Linked DNA regions of Homo sapiens: regions 1 and 3 are each linked to region 2. A link is a loop called in an ENCODE intact Hi-C map of the cell type or tissue named here. Cell type or tissue: GM12878. All regions are shown on one strand.

What was found. A loop is a pair of places that touch in the nucleus more often than their neighbours do. Peaks named below come from ENCODE experiments on the same cell type or tissue, not always from the same donor. Only the 100,000 strongest peaks of a DNase experiment are listed, where the experiment ranks them.
Region 1: a loop joins it to region 2, with 5 times the contacts of the local background. A loop is called at or near these places in 1 of 110 quality-filtered maps.
Region 3: a loop joins it to region 2, with 3 times the contacts of the local background. A loop is called at or near these places in 1 of 110 quality-filtered maps.

Annotation. Positions count from the first base shown.
Region 1 is chrX:37,924,957-37,929,956 of GRCh38, reverse strand. It overlaps a transcript of SYTL5 not described here. Among named protein-coding and RNA genes, the nearest start is that of H2AP, 63 kb to the left of the region's middle. In GM12878, a CTCF peak has its summit at 3,073 (motif pointing left); a DNase peak (open chromatin) is centred at 3,036.
Region 2 is chrX:38,101,446-38,106,445 of GRCh38, reverse strand. SYTL5 (synaptotagmin like 5) reads right to left here. Exons shown (of 17, transcript NM_138780.3): 10 at 4,012-4,104. Among named protein-coding and RNA genes, the nearest start is that of MIR548AJ2, 80 kb to the right of the region's middle. RefSeq lists an enhancer at 1,914-1,983 and a silencer at 2,094-2,263. In GM12878, no CTCF peak of the experiment used is centred here; DNase peaks (open chromatin) are centred at 2,165 and 2,775; H3K27ac peaks cover 2,199 bases.
Region 3 is chrX:38,163,634-38,168,633 of GRCh38, reverse strand. SRPX (sushi repeat containing protein X-linked) reads left to right here. Exons shown (of 10, transcript NM_006307.5): 5 at 3,739-3,865. Among named protein-coding and RNA genes, the nearest start is that of SRPX, 55 kb to the left of the region's middle. In GM12878, a CTCF peak has its summit at 1,955 (motif pointing right); no DNase peak of the experiment used is centred here.

The DNA of each region.
Region 1 (5,000 bases), 180 kb after region 2:
CCCCGAATTCCAATTAATTTTCAGCTAACTTCCTTCAGTTAACCTCTGTGCAGCCTGACTGAATTCTGAATTCTTATTATATTTTTTTCTTTTTAGAAGGATGAAAACCAAATCAGTTATAGTTTTCACGTCTCTCATTCATAACCCTAAAGTCATCTAATAACATATTTGTCAAAGTGCTTTACATAAGCAACTCTGGCATTCCAGCTTTCTGAGATCTCTCTTTTGATTTAGCAAAAGGAAATAATTTCCTCAAATGCTTCTGAGGTTTCCCAAAGGTGGCCATTTGTCTCAGATCAGGCTAGGATCACCTCTTCAATCCTCCTCAGACCACCCCTATCCATTTTGTAACTGCCCCTCCCTTTTGTTTTCCTCTGCATGGTACCTTCTTCACTTCTACTTATCTCAACAATAGTTGATGCAAAGCATAATACAGCCTTGCCCATCTTTTACCAAAGCAAAATAAACAGTAGGCTATTATTTTAAAAACTTTATTGAAGCTTTGTGGTAAACAGAGGGTAATTTAAACACTAATCTGGAAAGATTTAAAACCTGTTCTGAGTTTTCTAGAGCCCACAGGTCTTATTCATTCCCAGAGGTCTCATATTGACCCCCTTCCTCTTTAGCCACTCAGCATGCCATCCTGTTGCTGAGAAGAAAAGCCCTTATCTCCTCAGATTAGTGACCTCTGTCTTGTGCTCTCTCTCAAACTCTTGGGCCTACAACACACTCCCTTTAAGGAAGAAAAAACAGGTGAAAAGCCCATTAATAGCACAATAATCCTCCAGAGATGCAGTCTTACTCCAAAGAAAACAACATTTTACATTTTTATGCATTGTAAGATCTGGGCTTTGCCTCTGCATAACTAAGAGATGCATTAAAATATTATTTTTCTTGTGTACACAAAAGCTCAGGTATCCCAGTGATAAATTCTGTCTTCACCTTGGGAGTTACAAGCACAAACTCCAAGGTAGCTTTTTAAAAATAGCAACTTTTAGTCCTGCTTTAAATATTCTAAAGCACATATGACTAATTAGGCAGACTGATAATAATTTACCATGTTAGCTTACCACTTAAATTCCACCTTCCGGATAAGAAATAAGATGGCTTACCAAAAAGTCACTACCACTGGACTAAGATAAAGAAAAAATAAAATTTAATGAGAAATGGAAAAATAATTGTGCCAGTAATCAGGGATGAGTTATTATAATAAGGACTAAATTTGATTTTGGACTTCTTAGAAGACAAAATCAAAAGGCACGAGGGTTTGTCCAGTTGATTAACCTGATGTCTTATACAATCCTATGATGTGGTGAATGGTTGTTTTAGATTCTCTTGGGTAGATCCAGAGAGAAGTGGGGCTAGAACCCACAGCTACTGTGTAAGGCAGGAGTTGGTAAACAGTTTGTGTAGTTGGCCAGAGAGTAAATATTTTAGGCTTTGCAGGGCTTTGTGGTCTCTGTGGCAGTTACTCAACTTGGTAAGTGTAAGACAAAGGTACCCATAGACAATCTGTAACTGAATGGATGTGGCTATGTTCTAATACAAAAACGTGGTGATCCAGGCTTGGCTCACAAAGCAGTAGCTTGCTGACCCCCGGTGTGAGGGTATGTATTAGGTAAGGGACTGCAGTGAATGGATGAGAAAGCTCCTTCTCTGGAAAGGGGGACTAGTTAGGTTGAATGTGTGAGATATTTATTTTGTAACCATTTTCTTAATGGCAACCACTTAAATAGTATAAGGTGCAGGACCCCCAAAACTTGATACAGCCCCCATGCATGGGCAGTGAACAAGTAGATACAAATGTGGAAATGTCATGAAATCAGGGAATGATTCTGGACAGGTATATATGTAATGCCTTCACTTCCTCTTTGCAATTCATGTAAAATATTTAAGTAATAAAATCAAATTTTCTTTTCCATATCAACTCACACAAGGTTTGAGCCAGACCTGTATAACCTCACCATTTCCATTGTGTTTTCTTTGAAACTACTTCTGAAAGTATTTTAAAGTTATCTTGGGGATTAGCCATATTTTCAGGCCATTTTTTCACTTCCAAGAAAAGTTATGGTGGCTTGACTGATGCTATAGAGTAGAATCCAGGGCAAGTACACGATAAGACAGAAGGAGTATCTGTGAATTCTGTCAGTTTTTTTGTTTGTTTTGTTTTGTTTTGTTTTTGAGACAGAGTCTTGTTCTGTCACCCAGGCTGGAGTGCAATGGTACAATCTTGGCTCACTGCAACCTCCACCTCCTGGGTTAAAGCAATTCTCCTGCCAGCCTCCCGAGTAGCTGGGACTACAGGTGCGCACCACCACACCCAGCTAATTTTTTTTTGTATTTTCAGTAGAGACGAGGCTTCACTATGTTGGCCAGGATGGTCTTGATCTCCTGACCTTGTGATCCGCCCGCCTCGACCTCCCAAAGTTCTGGGATTACAGGAGTGAGCCACCACACCTAGCCCTGCCAGTTTTTAAAAGTTGCATACCACCATCTCCTCCACACACCTTCAAACAAGTATTTTATCAGTCGGAGCTGCCTTTGTTTACCTGCTTTAGTCTCTCATAAGAATCCCTTTGTTCTCGAAAGTATCTTGATTTGGTTTAAGGTAATCTTACATTAAACTCTTCCCCCAACCAGAGAGCCTTAAACAAAACACTAAAACTAATATGCAAGCTGGGAACCATGATTATGGATTTGCTGCTGTGTAGCCCAAATGCATGGAAGACTTTCTTGAATATTTGAGGAATGGAATGGCATAATTAACTTTTAGGTTGATTGAAATACATCTTTTAAAGTTTTCCAGTATGTAGACATATCCGTCAGAAGGATTCCATATGGATTTGCATTTATTTATGTGAAAAAATGCTATCAGAGCCTTTTGTTCACCCCCCAATCATGCCATCTTTTTGTAGGTAAAGAAGATTCAATACAGGCTTACTGCAAGCAGAGAGAATGGTTTGCTCTTTCTGAATTATCTACAAGAGAGAGAACATTTCCTGGAAAGGCAATCCTCCATAAGTGGTAGATCTGTCTCTATAAGTTATATCAAATACTGGCACCTACTGGTGAAAATATGACAGAGCAACTATCACACACAAACTACTGAGTCAGAGAGAAAAAAGAAACGAAGATTAGAAATTTAAAATATGAAATCATGGATACCCCTGACAGAAATAAATTATCACGGTTGAGAGAGAATGATAAAGTTCATGGAGAGAAAGAGATTCTGGAGACTGGTAGCCCACATGAAAATTTTTTAAAAAATAGCTAAGAGATGACCATTACTAACAGACATGATGCAGTTGTAAAGCCTCAGTATCCAATATAGCAGTGACTACCACTTCACTTGTCAAAAGTTTTCTATTTATTACTAAAACCAATAGAAAAATCCTAAATTTTATTTGATTAAAATTTTACTTAATTCCTGCAATCATTCATTTAAAAAATATTTATTGAGCACACTGACTATATTTTAAACACTATTCTAGGCTCCAGGAACACAGCAGTGTAATGACAAAGCCCCTGCTCTTGTGAAACATGTTCTATTGGGGAGGGGGGTCAGCCAGTAAAAAAAAAAAGTAAATAATAACTAGAATACATAAGGAACTTAAACAACTCAATATCAAAAAACAATCGTATTGTAAAATGGGCAAATGATCTGAAAAGACGTTTCTCAAAAGTAGATATACAAATAGCAAACAGGTATATGAAAAATGCTCAACATCACTAATCGTCAGGGAAGTGCAAATCAAAACCAAAACAGTATGGAGATTCCTCTAAGCACTAAAAGTAAAACTACCATTTGATCCAGCTACCATTTGATCCACTACTGGGTATCTACCCAGAGGAAAATAAGTCATTATACGAAAAAGATACATGCACAGGTATGTTTATAGCATCACAATTCACAATTGCAAAAATATGGAACCAGCCCAAATGCCCATCAATCAACGAGTGGATAAAGAAATTGTGGTACATATATATATGATGGAATACTACTCAGCCATAAAAAGGAAATAATTAATGGCATTCACAGAAAACTCGATGAAACTGGAGACTATTATTCTAAGTGAAGTAATTCAGGAATGGAAAACCAAATATCATATGTTCTCACTCATAAGTAGGAGCTAAGTTATGAGGACGCAAAGGCATAAGAATGATATAATTGACTTTGGGGACTTGAGGGAAAGGGAAGAGGGGGGTGAGGGATAAAAGACTACACATTGGGTTCAGTGCATACTGCTTGGCTGATGGGTGAACCAAAACCTCAAAAATCACCACTAAAGAACCTACTCATGTAACCAAATACCACCTGTTCCCCAAAAACCTATGGAAATAAAAAAATTAAAACCAAAACCAAAATGAGATACAATCTCATCCCAGTTAGAATGGCTATTATTAAAAAGAGTAATTTTAAAATGCTGGCAGAGAAAAAGGGAACACCATACACTGTTGGTGGGAATGGAAACTAGCAGAGCTGCTACAGAAAACAGTAAACAGCTTCCTCCAAACAATAAAAATAGAACTATCATATGCTCCAGCAATCCCAGTGTTGGTAATATTTCCAAAATAAAGGAAATCTGTATATCAAAACGACATCTGCACTCCCATGTTTATTGCAGCACTATCCACAATGGCCAAGTTATGGAATCAACCCAAGTGTCCATCAATGGATAAATGAATAAAGAAAATGTGGTATATATACACAATAGAATACTATTTGGCCATAAAAAGATTAGAAAAGATTAAAAATTTAAATGAAATTCTGTCATTTACATCAACATGAATGGAACTGAAAGTCATCACGTTAAGTGAAATAAGCCAGAAGACAAACAGCACATATTTTCACACATATATGGGAACTATAAAAGTGAATCTCATGGAGATAAAAGGTAGAATGGTGGTATCAGAGGCTGGGAAGGGTAGGGGGAGGGGGAATGAGAGATTGCTTAAGGGATACAAACAGACATTTAGATAAAAAAAAATAAGTTCCAGCA
Region 2 (5,000 bases):
GGCTGGTGTTGTATAAAATCCCAGCTGGAGAAAAGACAGCAGATCTAGTACCATCAGGAAAAAAGGCAGAAAATTTGCTTAGAGGGGAAGCATTTCCTTCTTGGGTTAGAGAATACCCTTTGCTTACTCACTTCTACTAATGAATACAGGGTAATTGAGGCATTTCAAATCTCACTTCTCGTCTATCTCTGCAGCTTTCTCCATTTTCACTGTTAGACTCAAGTTCAATCTACTATAAGGTGTAGAATACATTGATTGGGACAAAGGGTAGCTTATCTCATATTCTGTGCTAGCAGGAGCCACATACTGCTTTCTTTGACACCTACATGGAGCATCCCATCAGTCTCCGGGGAGCCATAACTACAGCTTTAACAAGGACATATCAGAAGAACATCACATACCCACAGCTTCCATGATTTCCCTCAACTGAGTAGCTAGCTGTGTGGCTACATGAGTAGTATATGACCATGGCTTTGTAAATCTGTATAAAGTAGCAGCCCACAAAATAAACTACTACACAATAAAATCACACACCAACCAATCAGGAAAATAAATTTTAAAAAAGTCCAAATCTACCAGAATGAATGAGGCTTTTGACAAGACACTAATGACATGAGACAGCTTTTAATTTATAGTAGTCCCCCTTATCCACAGTTTCACTTTCTGTAGTTTCAGCTACCCATGGTCAACTGCGGTTCAAAAATATTAAATGGAAAACTCCAGAAACAAAAAATTCATAAGTTTTAAATTGTATGCTGTTTTGAGTATGTGAAAGGAAAATATCTTGGGCACCCAAAATCAGAAAGCTAAAGGAAAAAGTCAAGCTGGGAACTTCTTAGAGCAAACCTGCCTCCCATACTACTCAAAGTCATCCCCCTGCTCACTGAGATAAGTGCATATCTAACTGCCTCCTTTGGAGAGGCTACTCAGAAACTCAAAAGAATGCAACCATTTGTCTCTTATCTACCTATGACCTGGAAGCTCCCTCCCCACTTCGTGTTGTCACGCCTTTCCAGACCCAACCAGTGTTCATCTTACATATGTTGATTGATGTCTTATGTCTCCCTAAAATGTATAAAACAAAACTGCGCTCTGAGCACCTTGGGCACACGTTGGCAGGACTTCCTGAGGCTGTGTCAGGGGTGCCGGTCCTCAACCGTGGCAAAATAAACTTTCTAAATTAACTGAGACATGCCTCAGAGTTTTGGGGTTCACAAGTAGCATGATGAACTCTCACATCATACTGCTCCATCCCACCCTGGATGTGAAGCCTCCCTTTGTCCAGTTGGACACACTGTAGGAGCCACACTGCAGATGCTACTTGCCCATTAGTCACTTAGCTGTCTCAGTTATCAGATTGACTGTCCTGCTATCACAGAGCTTGTGTTCAACTCATTCTTATTTTACTTAATAATGACTCCACAGTGTAAGAGTAATGATGGTAGTAATTTACATATGTCAAAGAGAAGCCAAAAGTGCTTTCTTTAAGTGAAAATGTGACCTTGGTGTTTCTTGGCTAGGGTTTGGTACTACGCGAGGTTTTAGGCATCCACTGGGGTAGGTGGAATGTATCCTCTGTGGATAAAGGTGACTACTGTAAATGTAATAAAATTATCCTTTGGCACTAGAAATGAAAACTATGTATCTCAGTAACTGTCACAAAAGACCACCTGGAGGTCTTTCGTGGATGACCCAATAGTTTCAAAACCACTTTTCTGTGAACCACTGGGAAGTCAAGACTATGGTAAATACACAGGGACCTTAGACTGTCTTCTTTTTCATAATTTGCTTTTGGTAAAAGCCATTATGTTCCACCAATTTCTGGAAGTAGAGACTGACCAAAGAACAGGATGTGGGTGATGTGGTCACATGTCTTCTAAGCTTCTTCACGGGCAAGAGCAGACCAATAATTCCATAATTATTTGGAAATTACAGCTTAAAGAAAGCCAGTGAGTGACCTAATCTGTCTTTCTTATTCCTAAAACAAAGCAACAGAATTTTCATGTTTAGCAGGTGGCTTTGAGCAGCACCCAGATACCTTTTTAAACTGAAAACGCTTATCTCCTCAGTCTGGGGTGAGGTCTGAGATTTGGCTGTTCTAACAAACTCCTAGGCCTGCAGTTCCGAAACTGTGTATCGAGGTACCACAGAGCACCACAGCAAACTCACAGGGGAATCACAGAAATATTTTAAATTCTCAAGGGAAACACAACAACACCTATCAGACACCATGTAAGCCACTAACTAGTAATTCACAGTGTCAACTTTAAACCACACTTTATTCTTTTCAATGAACTCCTATTTGTCTGAAGCTGAGTTTTTGGCAGTTGCTGCAACAAAAAGCAAGTATTGCATAAAAATCAATGTGAAATGGGAAATGAAAGTAGTGATGTCCAATCAGATTCCAAGATTTGGTAACTGTGTAGTGCTCAATAGGCACACATATCCTATTAGTGGTAAGTAATAGGTGCTATTTAAGGATGAAATAAAAATACTATTTTTCTTTCAATTTCTTTCACTTGTAGCATTTTTTTACAAATGGCTAGTAAGTTGTTAGGATACACTGCTTATTACATTATTTGGTTCTAACTACTTAATGAATGGACTAGTCAGGTGCTACTTTTAGTGTAGGAGTGCCAGGAAAGAATTACTGAGACATTAGGGGCTTTTTGAACTGAGAAAGTTTTGGGGTATCTGTTCCGAGAGATGCAATGTTGCTGGTCCATAGAGAATGCTTTGAGTATCAAAGGTTTCAAGAATAAACCCCAACCTACTCATGTTACAAATGAGAAAATTCTGGCTCACAAAAATTGTTGGTATGGCCAAGAAATAAAGCAAGATCTCCAAGTTTCTAGTCTGAGGACTACCCCACCATACCTGATTACCTCCTTATATCACTGATTTGTGTCTATACTAGATCTCTGTAGCCACATTTTCAAAGAAAATCCTCTGTAAGCAGAGGGCCCCTACGGATAGAAGGAAATTTAGGAACCCACAAATACGGAGGCTTGTGAGAAACTAAGACACCTATGGCAATTTTACTACTAACTAAACTATATGCTCTTAACCAAGCTAAGGCTGTGATTTAAAATAGTTGTTTACTTCAAAGGTTTTGTTGATAGTTAATCATTTTAGAGCATGTGTCTTTTGAGTGGTGTTCAGATTCCAATGTTTAATGAATTGGAATACTTGGTTTCTGATCATCTCATCAATCTTTTAGAAGATAACCTCTGGTTAATTGTATATAAGTCGGAAAAAGATAAATGTGGGACAAATTGCTTAATCATAGTTCCCAGACCATGAAATTTGTGAAGTATGGTTGGAAAGAACAAAAAGGAAAGGTTGAAAACTCACAGTGTCTGAGTCAGCATCAGGCACATTTAGGTAGGTCCACTTCCTGTCAGAACCTGCTTGAGAACTCTTTAGAGAAGTCATCCAAAGATCAAAAGAAAAAAAGCATCAGAGCAACAGAAATCAGAGAAGCCAAGAAAAAGACTTACACACAGTTAGATACAAGGACACAGGGCCTTCCTCTCAAAAAAGGCCTTGAACACTAAAGTAAGAAAGGACTTTATTTTGTAGGCAGTGGGAAGCTATGGATGGGTTTTGAGTAGAAGACAGACCTGATTGGGCATGTGTTTTAGGATAAATGACTGGCAGCAGTCTGGAGGACAGCTGGGAAGTTTAGAGAATGGTGTCAGGGAAATGTGTCAGCAGATAATTGAAAAATAATTTATAGGCTTGAGCTGACTGAGCCTGAACTAGGGAGTGAGGAGATTTTAAAACCTGGGTGAGGACTGTGGAAGAAGGAAGAAATCAGGAGCCTGAGAAAAAACCCACACCAAATTAGACTGAAATGTACTCTGTGGGCAAAGGGCAAGCAGGATCTTACAATGACTTTTAACTCATTATCACACATTTTCCTAAGAACATTCATATCTCCTTTGGAAATGCACAGAAAATCAAAAAGAGGGAAAAGAAACTTTCCACATGTCCTAGTGAACTGCTTACAGTTGATAGGCCACTTGCCAGACGGTGAGTGTTTGTAGATAACTGCGAGGACACTAAGGCATCAATGCTTTCTTCAGTCTCTTCCAAGGAGTCCTAAAAAAGAAAGGGAAAAATCAGTGGGTTGGTTGATTTGTTTTTCTAGAATGTTTTTTCACTTGAGAAACCACTTTCTTTCATAAATATTTGAGAATCAGATAAAAAATTTCTAGAAATCACTCCATTCCTAGGTTTTTCTCTTTTCCTCTCCGGTCAATCTGAATTATACCATCGGAGAAGTGGGCAGGGATAGGGGGTGGAGAGTGAGGTCTCCTTTCTAATGGTGCTTACTTTATTGAAAGAACATGAAATTTGGAATCATACAGACCTGGGTTCAATTCCTACCTCTAAGGTGATTCATGTTGGGCAATGTACTTACGTTACTTTAAAATTAAAAAAAATTTGTGTGTGTGTGCAAACACACACACACACACTGCCAAGATGGTAAAGCATATCTCAAAAATCTCTCCACTAGGATGAACTAGATACTGGACTCTCATCTCCAATCCCAGATTCTACTTTTCCTTTCCCATTTCTTTTTCTCCTTCATGATAAAATGGCTTTTTTTTTTTTTGCCTAGTTATTTAAGTGATGTATTTTCCTAGTAAAATTATTTCAAGCAATATAGATAAATGGAAACTAAAAACTTAGGTCTCTCATTAACATATTAATGATCAAATTTCAATATTTTTGATTATATCATCACATATATATATACACACACACATACATATATACACACACACACATACATATATACACATAGATAGATTGTATCATGCATACTGCTTTTTATTATGGGCACTTTTCTTTTTTGCTTCTCCTCTCCTCCTTCCCCTCCTTTCACACCAGGTGAAATTAATATTTAGCATCCTGCTGCACATGTTACATTCCATGTCTTTCTCCTTGTTTATGTGAAAAATCATATAAAAACATACACAAATCTGAGTATA
Region 3 (5,000 bases), 62 kb before region 2:
CTTTCTCTATCACCAAACTCAAACTATTTTATATTTGCATCAGTGATCTGTTGCTGCACAATAGACCACACAAAACTTAGTGGCTCCAAACAACTATGTTATTGCTCAAAGATTCTATGGGTTGGAAAGTTGGGCAGAGCTCTGTGGGGACAGCTCATCTCTGCTGTATGTGGTAATGGTTGAGGTGACCAAGTGGAGCTGGAGGATTCAAGATGGCTTCACTCACAGGTCTGGTACCTCAGTTGGGAAAAGTTGTACTGACTGGGGTCTGGCTGAGTCTCTTTCTCTCTCTCTCTCTCATTTATAATTTCTCATCCTGATTACATGGCCTCTCCAGTCAATTGGACTTCTTTAGATGGCAGCTGGCTTTTAACATAGTGAAAGCAGAAGGCACCAGATTCTTTGAGGGCCTAGGTCTGGAACTGGCACAGGGTCACTTCCCTTGCATTTTATTGTTATCTGTTGGGCAAGACTTTGTCCTTTTGAGCTTCTTCCTTATTTCCACTACCTACCGGGTTAGATGTGTCAAGGATTTCCAAGTAAATAGTTCAGCTTCAGCTGGGTGCTGGTGGCTCACACCTGTAATCCCAGCACTTTGGGAGGCTAAGACAGGCAGATTTCTTGAGCCCAGGAGTTCGAGACCAGCCTGGGCAACATGGCAAAATCCTGTCTCTACAAAAATAAATAAATAAATGAATAAATAAAATCAGCTAGGCATGGTGGTGCATGCCTGTAGTCCCAGCTACTTGGGAGGCTGAGGTGGGAGGATCACATGAGTCTGGGAAGTCAAGGCTGCAGTGAGCCGATATTGTGCCACTGCACTCCAGCCTGGGTGACAGAGTGAGAGCCTGTCTCGAAAAAAAAGTTCAGCTTCTTAGATAAATAGTAGTTGATACAATGCAATATATTTGTATCTCATATTTTATATGCACAGAGATAACTAGAGCACAGAGAAGGGAGACAGTTTGTCAGATGTCTCCAATGAATGTGGCAGAGAGCAAAGGCCAGAATTTTCACTGAAGGTTTCAAGATTTTTATATAATTGCAGGCATCCTAATTCAACAGGGGATAGTAATTATGTTTCTATAGTAACTTTGTTCCTTTCATTCATGGAAATGTATAACTTATAAAATGCTATCGGGGCCAAGTCTGGGTAATAACAGGCTTAGGTCTCTGGAGCATCAGCTGAAGGGCAGACCAGCTTGTCTCACCAGCCGAGAGAGAAGGCAGCTGCTTGAGGATGTGTCAGGATCAAGTCCTGCAGAGGCTCTTCAAGGGTTCATGGGGAAGCTATGACAGACCATCACAAAACAGTATGTGTGCAAAGGTTGGCGGAAAACACTAGGTCAGCAGCAGGCAGATACACAAAAGGGTTTGGTTTATTAAAATAGCTTTAAAATATGTAATGGCATTTAAAAATCCCAGACCACAAAGAAATTCCAAAAGAGAGGAAATGCTTCTTCCCAGTCTATAAATGAGGATGCTAATAACACTGCTTAGTCTAATGGGTGGTTGTGCAAATTCAGTAAAATAATATAGGGAGGGTACTTAGCATGGGGTGGGCATGTAGGAAGGAGTCCTCCAATATTAGTTATTATTTGTAATGATTTATTTCTTCTTGTTTCTTCTTTGGAAGAGCACTGTTTCTGAAAAGCTAGGCCAGTTCAGCTGATCATTGTTAGCTAGAGATAAGCTGGCTTTGGGAAACTCTGAGACTCTTCACCCAGATAACCTATCTTGGAGCCTGTGTGCTTACACTGTTAGTACATCTTGATACAGAAAACAAACAACAATGTATCATCCAGACATTTAGTTTACCTGACAGAGACTAAGTTGCTTTTCACTCTGACCATGCTGCACCAAGAAAATATGGTAACACAATGTAATTTTACATTGAAATCTGTATGCTAATAAATATACTTTCTATAATGTAATTGCCAGCTATATTTGACCAGCAGGGGGCAGTCATTATATACTTGTCTTTCTGTGAAATGTTCATCTGAATTATAAAAGTTTGTCTTCTATCACCTATCATAGTAAAAAATTAAATGTTTTTAAAAACGTAACAGCTGAGTATAGACATCTTGAATGCATTTAAAGCATCTTCCATTTCATCATAGTATTTGTATACTTTATTTTATCAATTCTGAGAAGCGTATTATTTCTACCTTTTAATATCCCTGAAATAGGGATGCATTTCACAATTAGGAGTGACTTAGATTCAACAAAATATGGTGGTTATTCAATTTAGGATTGGTGCATTAAGGCTGTTAAGTTCACACTCCACTGAAGCACGACATAGAATGAAAATGAATTTGGATAGCTGAAGGCAAAATTGTTTAATAAGTTATTCGTAACTTCTTACCCTGAATAAAATGAGAAATTATTAGACAAGACACAGGAGAAAGTATATAAAGAATTTTACTTGGTGCATTTAGTCTCTCAAAGACATCTGTCATTCAGAATCAAAAGGACATTTAACTTTCATTAAGGCAGTAATAGCACTTAATACTTATCAGTTGATATGTAAAGTAACATGAAGCTGAATGTCCTTAATTTGCTATGCCTTCTTTAAATACATTCTCTACCTGTTCAGAAATATTAAGTAGAATTTGCAGAAATGTGAACTTCCTCTTGTGATTTCACTTCAGCTATAAGATGAAATACAACCCAGTGTAGAGTTGACATCTCATTTACTTTGAGCCCTCATTAACCACCCATCCTTGTTATCACTATCGAGGCAGAACTCCTATTACCAGGTAGAGAAACTACTTGAAGAAATTTGGGAGGCTTTTGGAGGTCCAGAGCCACAGTAAAACTGCTGTCCCAGAACATAAAACCATAAGTGTAGTTCAGTAGCAGTTCAAGGGGAGAGTGGACCCAGACAGACCATTGCCTATTTTAAGATATTAAGCAATATGTTGATAATAGATAGCAGGAAGAGAGAGAGCTTGTTCCAGTGGCAAGTGCTCCGACTTAGATTGTAATTCACAGTGCCATTATCTACATGTGTGGTCTTAAATAAATCATTTAAGTTCTTTGAGCCTCAGTTTGCACATCTGTAAAATGAGAGAGTTGGGCGGCTCCTCTACACCTCCATAGCATTCACTTTTACCTTGCCTGGGGCAATTGCCATTTTCTACCTCATGTTATATTTCATGTGTGATAATGTAATCCCTCCAATACATGGCAAATTCTCTGAAATGTCAGGAGCACATGATTCTCTTGCCTTTGTGCACCCCCAACCCCAGCAGTTGGAATGAAGCCTTGGATAAGATTGGTACTCATGAAAAATTTGTTGCCTTGAATTGAATCTGACTAGATGATAGCTAGAATGCCTTTCTGTAATATTCCATGATGCTGTGTTCAAAGCAGGAAGTACTCACTAAAGCCAAATGACTTCTAGTTTCAGCTGGGTAACTGCCATGTGGCCTTCGGTAGGCAGAGTTTGGAAGCATGGGGAGGAAAGGCTGTAACTAATGAATTACCCACAGGACACCTTGCAAGGCCAGTTGATTGCAGGTTTAGCCCTGCAAATGTGAGTATTTAAACAATCTTCAAAACTTAGCAGGAGAGTAAAAGCATTATGAAGGGAGAAAAGGGGAATATATAGGGTGAACAAACTCTTTGAAAATGGAGAATACCCAGAGGCTTTGGTATTTTAAACTGTGGGTGTTGAACCCCAGTTTGACTAGATATTTCTTGATGATGATGAGAATGTTTTGGTTATATTTTCAGATATGGAACCTCCTAGAATCAAGTGCCCAAGTGTGAAGGAACGCATTGCAGAACCCAACAAACTGACAGTCCGGGTGTCCTGGGAGACACCCGAAGGAAGAGACACAGCAGATGGAATTCTTACTGAGTAAGTGAAACTTGGCAGATAAAATGATGCTGTCTCTTTTATGTGAGATGTTTACTACCCAGAGTAGGGGAGTGTATATATGCTGGTCTATTTATGCTTTCAGATGTGGTCCCCCTGGTCACTACCTAACATACTATATATGTCACCTATGTATTTGTTGATTGCCTGTCTCTATTATAATATGTTCACTGCTATGTCCTTAATGCCCAGAACTGTGCCTGGCACATAGTTAGCACTCAGTAAATCCTTACTGAAGGAAAAAGGAGAAATAAGGGGTGGTGAATGATGTGATTATTATGCATTGCATGCCTGTATCAAAACATCTTGGCTGGGTGCGGTGGCTCATGCCTGTAATCCCAGCACTTTGTGAGGACGAGGCAGGCGGATCACTTGAGGTCAGAAGTTTGAGACCAGCCTGGCTAACATGGTGAAACCCCATCTCTACTAAAAATACAAAAATTAGCCAGGCATGGTGGCACACACCTGTAATCCCAGCTACTCAGGAGGCTGAGGCATGAGAATCGCTTGAACCTGTGAGGCTGAGGTTGCAGTGAGCCAAGATTGCACCACCGTGCTCCAGCCTGGGTGACAGAGTGAGACGCCATCTCAAAAAAATTAAAAAAAAAAATCTCATGTACCCCATAAATATATATACCTACCATATACTCACAAAAATTAAAAATAAAAAAAATGTAAAAGAAGGGGTGGTGAGAAGAAGGGAAGGAGGAACAGAAGGGGAAAGAGGAAGCCAGTTGGTTAATTTAAGAATAGAGCCACCCCCATTGCCTGCCCAGGCAGACCCTACTCATGCCCCCAGGCCATTACCTGCACTGGGAAGCCATCTGTGTCTCCCAGGTGGTGCCAAAGGCTGCCGCTCTTGTGCTCTGTGAGTACAGTTTAGTGCAAAACTTTTTCACCCCTTGTTTTTTGGCTGTATTTATCTCTTTCAAAGCTTTTTAATTTATTTTTAAAACTCCCGATCATATCAAACACTTACAGATGCTTATTTAAAAAAAGAGAAGGTATCTTCTGCTTTCTTCCCCACCTCTACCCCATTCTCCTGGACCAATTTCATTCATAGTTTGACATGTATCTGAGTTGCTTTTTGTTGGTGTGTTTGTTTTACCAATCACAA